Regions from separate parts of the Mus musculus genome. Here region 1 is linked to region 2. The links are chromatin contacts, found by Hi-C or POLR2A ChIA-PET in ENCODE. All regions are on one chromosome and are shown on one strand. Each heading gives the region's core, a stretch centred on a gene start or an enhancer-like site at or near the end of the contact. The rest is flanking DNA. Distances are from core to core; before and after follow the strand shown. Region 1 holds the start of Dzank1 (double zinc ribbon and ankyrin repeat domains 1). Region 2 holds the start of Mgme1 (mitochondrial genome maintenance exonuclease 1).

Evidence for each region. Hi-C counts contacts between places; a loop is a spot of excess contacts on that map. ChIA-PET counts read pairs that join two places held with the same protein, here RNA polymerase II (POLR2A).
Region 1: a map of regulatory T cell shows a loop between it and region 2 (4-fold over the local background). The contact joins the promoter of Dzank1 here to the promoter of Mgme1 in region 2. A Hi-C loop is called at or near these places in 1 of 37 maps with a recorded cell type or tissue (regulatory T cell). POLR2A ChIA-PET finds 5 or more read pairs at or near these places in 1 of 5 experiments (embryonic stem cell).

Annotation. Positions count from the first base shown.
Region 1 is chr2:144,526,032-144,529,008 of GRCm38, forward strand. Dzank1 (double zinc ribbon and ankyrin repeat domains 1) reads right to left here and starts at 1,383. Exons shown (of 21, transcript NM_172859.3): 1 at 1,249-1,383. Polr3f (polymerase (RNA) III (DNA directed) polypeptide F) reads left to right here and starts at 1,714. Exons shown (of 9, transcript NM_029763.3): 1 at 1,714-1,894; 2 at 2,672-2,789. The coding sequence starts at 1,833.
Region 2 is chr2:144,269,265-144,272,299 of GRCm38, forward strand. It overlaps Mgme1 (mitochondrial genome maintenance exonuclease 1), which reads left to right and starts at 1,640. Exons shown (of 5, transcript NM_028984.5): 1 at 1,640-1,808; 2 at 2,651-3,035. The coding sequence starts at 2,716. It overlaps Snx5 (sorting nexin 5), which reads right to left and starts at 1,638. Exons shown (of 14, transcript NM_001199188.1): 1 at 1,437-1,638; 2 at 1,113-1,195. The coding sequence starts at 1,163.

The DNA.
Region 1 (2,977 bases), core at 133-2,632, 260 kb after region 2:
GATCATTCACTCTTCACTGCCTTCAGCCAGTGCGCGCGCACATGCACACACACACACACACTCACTCTCCTGACTTCAAGGCAACTCATTACATAAGGGGAGCAGGTAACTCTGCACGTAGCATGAATTACTTAGAGCCAAATCTTAAAAGAGGTTCTAACCCCCCACAGTCTCACCTTTGCAAACCACTGCAGTGTATTGTATTTTGGAAAATATACTGCAAAGACTGCAGAGCATCAGCTCTCAATAGAAAGGAAGTTGACATGGATATAAACCCACAACCATCATTTCCTATTAGCTCTGCTATTTTGTAAATAACTAGCAGGGCAGAAACCTTATGGGTCTTTTCTTTGAGGTGGGGAGGAGTCCTCTTAATCCAGTATTTGCAACTTGCACTGTAGCTTCAACGATTGTGGCTACATTATTATTCAATTATAATGTACATATTCATCTCACTTTTATAATCAACATTTTGCATCCTCATTTCGCCCCCCGCTCCCCCGAGACAGGGTTTCTCCGTGTAACAGCCCTAGCTGTTATGGAGCTCTACCTGTAGACCAAGCTGGCCTCCAACTCACAGAGATCCACCTGCTTCTGACTCCCAAGTGCTGGGATTAAAGGAATGAGACACCATGCCTGGCTTACAATTTTTCATGTAACAATTTGTTGTTCAGTGGTGAGGTCATTTTTTTTTAAATGGTAGTTGGAATTCTGATCATGTTGCTGTGAACATGTTTGCGTTTTGACATATCTTGTTCTGGAAAGCGAGATAATTAGAATTAAAAGACGAATTTAATGCCTTTTTGGATTCTTCCAGATTGAGGACCAAGAATAAAAACTACAGGTATCTGACCCTTCAGAAATGACGCTGGATGTAGAGGGATTCGCCTACCTTCACATTTCCCTTCGAGTGAGAGTCAGCTAAAATAAAGATAGCTGAAAACTAGATTCTAAATAAACACCGTTGGTTCGAGACTGAAGTGCTCACGGTTAGCTATTAGCTGCTCTTGGAAACCTGGGGTGGTCACTGGACCTCACAGGAAGGAGACAGAGATGGCTGATTCGCTAGGTCCACACCGCAGCCTGGTGTCAGTGTCATGCCACCAGCATCTCCCAACATCCTGCACCTGAACCATCTCCTCGCTGCCCAAACCAGGACCCAGACCCTGCGTCATGCCCTCGGCCTCGCGAGGCAGTCAGAGATGCCTAATTCCCTCCCAACCCAGTGAGAGATGCCCTTCTCCTCACCCTTCTCCAGCCTCAAGGACAGAGATTAAGGACCCCCGACGCAGCACCGCCGCCGCCAACCCGTTGTCAGGTTTCTCACGGTCTCACCACAGCTCCTCCGCTGCAGCTTGCGTTTCCACAGACGCTGCGAACCGCGCCCCGCCCATCGGGAGCCGAGCAGATGATTGGCAGGGAAATCGACATCCTAGCAACCAGCCCCGCCCTTGTCTCTGGCTGCAGCCTCCGTCTGGTACCCGCCTCCAGATCCTTCTGCGACACTTTCTTGTAGGTGTCCAAGAATATGCCTTCTCGGCGGCTGGAAGAGGCTGAAGGGTGCGTACTGGAGCCAGAGGCTCTTGTCCGACAAGCACTGAAATTTGAGACAACGGAAGGGAGTCGCTGTGGCGACCCTGCCGAGCAAGGCGGAGCAGGCACAGCACGGGCGCCCCAAGCCGATCCGATGAAGAAGGCCCAGCGCGACCGGATGAAGAAGGTCCCTCGCCTCTCTCTCAAGCCTCGGTCCCCGGCGCGCGCCTCCACCGGTTCCCGAGACTTCCAGCGCGCTCCGAGGGGCCACTTTTCCTCTAGTCTCGAAAACTGCCCTCATGGCGGAGGTGAAGGTCAAGGTGCAGCCGCCGGACGCGGATCCGGTGGAGATAGAAAACAGGTACTGCAATAAAGCTAGGCTCCCGACGCTAAGCGAGCAGTCAGCTGGGTAGCGGGACCCCCTTCTCTCTCAGTCCCGCGGGGAGAGGCTGGGGTAGACTGGTCGAGCACGCGGGAGCGGGGTTGCCGGGTGTCTGGGCGACCCCCCCGCCCCGATTAGGGAGAGTAGAACTCTTCAGAAGCTCTAGAGCAGCGGGACAGCTTGAAACGTTGTGGAACTGGGTTCTCCGGGATTCTATTAGAGCACTTGGAACGTGACAGCAGCCAGGGCCAGAAGAGAGACCTGCATTTTCCCTGTAGTTCTTGGACATGTGTTCGAATCCAGGATTGCCCGGTTGCCAAGGGAAGTTCTATAAGAGAACGTTGGGGCCAAATGAGGGTTCAGTTTGTGATTACAAAGGACCATTGAGCCAAGTAGGTTCAGTGAGTGCCTTAACTCCCGTAGTGCACATGTGTTTCTAGGTTATAATGTATTTAAAAGACGACTTTCTCAACATTATTATTGTGGATAATAAGTTTATTACACCTCCAAACAAATTAATCCCTCCAGTTTGTTTGGAGGGGATAATTCTCAAGACTCCAGTTATGGTGAATCACTATGCTGCCCCCCACCCCCACCCCCGAATATTCTATTTGCTTTCTGCCCACAGACCTTGGAGTCACTTTGCTGTACTTATTCCCATTGACAACATTGAGCTTTTTAGCTTGACTATCGTGTATCTTCCTTATTTGCCTTTAAAAGCAAGCAAACATAAACCATTTATACCGTTGTTCCTAGAATTATAGAATTATGCCACCAGTTCCCTCATGGAATCACAGATCAAGTAATTCAGAACGAAATGCCTCACATTGAAGCCCAGCAGCGGGCAGTGGCCATCAATAGACTGTTATCCATGGTAAGGTGAAGTCAACCAATTCATGTAATTTGTTGTATATTCTGGTTTTCATTGCTTCCTGTCATATCGTTGTGATGGCTAACCTTATGTGTCAGCTTGGCTGGGCTCTGAGATCCTAGATATCTGCCTGTTTGCTGTTTCTGGGATGTTCTAGAATGTGGTATTTGAACTGATGTGCTGACTGTAGG
Region 2 (3,035 bases), core at 390-2,889:
CCGTACCAAAAAAGGAGGAAAAAAAGAGCCACCAGGGCCTCTCCTGCCCCTAGTACCTATTATATATGCCAGGGGAGAGAAACTAATTCTTCTAATGTAAAAGAAATAAAACACCTCGCACAAAGCTCTATTTCAATACAATACCCTTGTTGGAACAATCCAACTGGTTGGTGCGCCAGAGACCGGTATTTACTTACTAGATAAAAAGTTTGCGCCGGACGTGGTGGCGTATGCCTTTAATCCCAGCACTTGGGAGACGGATTTCTGAGTTCGAGGCCAGCCTGGTCTACAAAGTGAGTTCCAGGACAGCCGGGGATATACAGAGAAACTGTCTCGAAAAACAAAAACAAAAACAAAAAAAAAAATGTTTGCCCATTCAAAGGTACTTAAAATGAAATCTTAATTCAGCTCTTATTAAAATCTAAGAGCTCCCATATTACTGACGATTTTGTCCACAAAACTGACTCATAACCTACCTGTGCGGTGGAAAATTCAAGTTTAAAGAGCCAATAAAAGTAGAATCCTTTATTGCCCGTATAGCAATCCCTGTTTATTGCATTAGTCCTCAAGATATTTGCAGCCCGAGGGTTATATCAACACACAGGATTTACTAAAAATTACAACTCCCACGAGGACACATTTAGCGTTCCCAAGTTGCAAAAACCATGCTACATACAGATACTCGTTAGAAATCTCCCCACTATTTTAAACGAAAAGGCCATTTTCTTAAAAGGAGATAGGAATAGCAAACGAAACTTTGATCCACTTTCCAATTACCATGTAGTCGATTTAAGTTTTAGGAGCAAAAGAAAAAAGAAAAAAAAAAAAACCACGCTCCTAAGGGCTTCAGAGGATTAGCCTCAGTCGAATGACTGGCAGAGCGTCGGTCAGCTTCCCACCGAGAGCTCAAGAAGTGGGGTCCCACTTGTCTGGGTCTCCTTGGTCAGAGAATGAGCGTGCAGAGACACCCCGTTGGAAAGCCATCTCTAAAGGGGTGGTTGAGGGAAAACCTCGGGATCTTGCTGGGGTCCGAGCCCCAGAGAAGATCCACCCAGCCCAAGGAGGCCGGCGGGAACCTCCAGCCCAGGTAGCGAGCGAGGAAGGGATCTCACCTTGCTGCGGTCCTCCTCCTGCTGCTCCAGCAACTCGGGAACCGCGGCCATGGCGACGCGGGCCTCGAGCAGGGGCCGTGTGGCTGTGCGAGGAAAGAAGAGGCTGGGCCGCCGCCGGGGCGCCTTTCAGGGGCGGCCGCGGCCCCGCCTCCGCCGGCCTCCTTGCCGGACGGCGGCTGGAGGCCGCGGGACTCCGCCACCATCCCAGCAGCCCCGGGCGCAGGCCAGCGAGCGGCACGCCACGTGCTCCCCCAGTGCGGCCTCCCCCGTCCCCGCGGCCGTCCATCTTGGAGCCGGGCAATAGAAGCTACGCGGGGAGCCTACCCTCGCTCCGCGCCACGCGGACACCAGCACCGGAGGGCCGCGACGGGAACGCGGGCTCCGAACCCTCCGCCGGCGAGGCACGCCTCGAGAAAGGACGCGCACCGCGGCCCGGGCAATTTATGGCTCAGCCAGAGTCCAAGATGGCGAGCGGCGGTGACGTGCGCGAGATCTCGTGAGCGCGACAACGCGCGGCTTGACGGCGCCCGCGCTTCTGCTTCGGGGGCGTGGAGGGGATGGCGCCTCACAGGTGCGACGGGAACGCCGTAGTGCATGCTGGGGCCGCCTCGCTTTGGGAAAGCGCGGGACCGATGAAAGTACGGGTCCCGAGAGGGTTGTTTGCGGGCTGGGTGTTACAGCGTGGTGGCATCTCAGGTACAGCTAGAACCCTGCCGCTGACCGACCTTCTATTTAAATACTCTCTTCCCTATCCAAACTCGGGCACGAAGGGCCACGCTTGTCCTGTCGCAGCCATGGGAGACACCTGCAGAGATCATTTTCTGGAATTAACGTTGGATGGGCTGTGCAGACCCACTTGCGACATGTCCCGAGTCTGGACCACGAGGTCACAGTAGCACCCACTTTTTAAAGGGCGGCGTGAGGAATAGATGAGCGATGCCCATACAGAATATTTAGTAAGAGTTTGGTATGTAGATGTAGGTGTTTAACTGTTAATTAAGACTTGTGAATTTGTTGGGGGGGGGCAGATTGTAGTTGTTTTGTTTCTAGAGACAAAGCCAAGCTAACCCAAAATCTCAATTTCATACTGCCTCAGCCACCCAAGTAACTTAAGTTTCCTGGTCTATGCCTCCAGGCCTTGTCACATTCAGATTTAAGGTGTCATATCCGAAACGGCCAACACATTAACATTGAACAAAAGCCACTTACAATTTTCATGAATCTTACTTGGGAATGATTTTCTCTTTTTTTTTGGAAACGTCAAAAGTTTAGTGTATGCACTTTTAATGTTCTTGTGGGTTTTTTTGTTTTTGTTTTTTGGTTTTTTGAGTCAGGGTTTCTCTGTGTAGCCCTGGCTGTCCTGGAACTCACTTTGTAGACCAGGCTGGCCTCTAACTCAGAAATCCACCTGCCTCTGCCTCCCAAGTGCTGGGATCAAAGGCGTGCGCCACCACACCCGGCTCTTGTGTGATTTTCAATTTGATGGTTTTAATATAGAAAATGTCTTAAACCTAACACCACTTTTTTTTTTTTTTCAGATACGAACAGAACACACTTTTAAACTTTCCAGACTAGAGAAAAGTTAGAGGGGCGAAGTCTAAAAATGAAACTGCCTCTGACCTTCTGCAGGCTGCTTAGCAGGTTAAACAGATTTTCTGTAAAAGCAAGCCCTCCTGTGAGTTTCTCCACTTTCTCTTATTTGTGTAGCCAGAAGAAGAAAAACTCTTACGAAGCAGTAGACCAAGCGAAGTACTCTCGTTTAGTACGCTCTGTCTTGTCCAGAGGCCCGGCCCAGACTCCAGAGTCGTTGTTCAAGGAAGATGATGTACTGTATGGACCAGTGAGTAAGCATAAGGCTGCAGAGCCGGAGCCACAGGCCAGAGTCCCACAACACTGCTTTCCTATCTTCAATGAAGAGAGAAC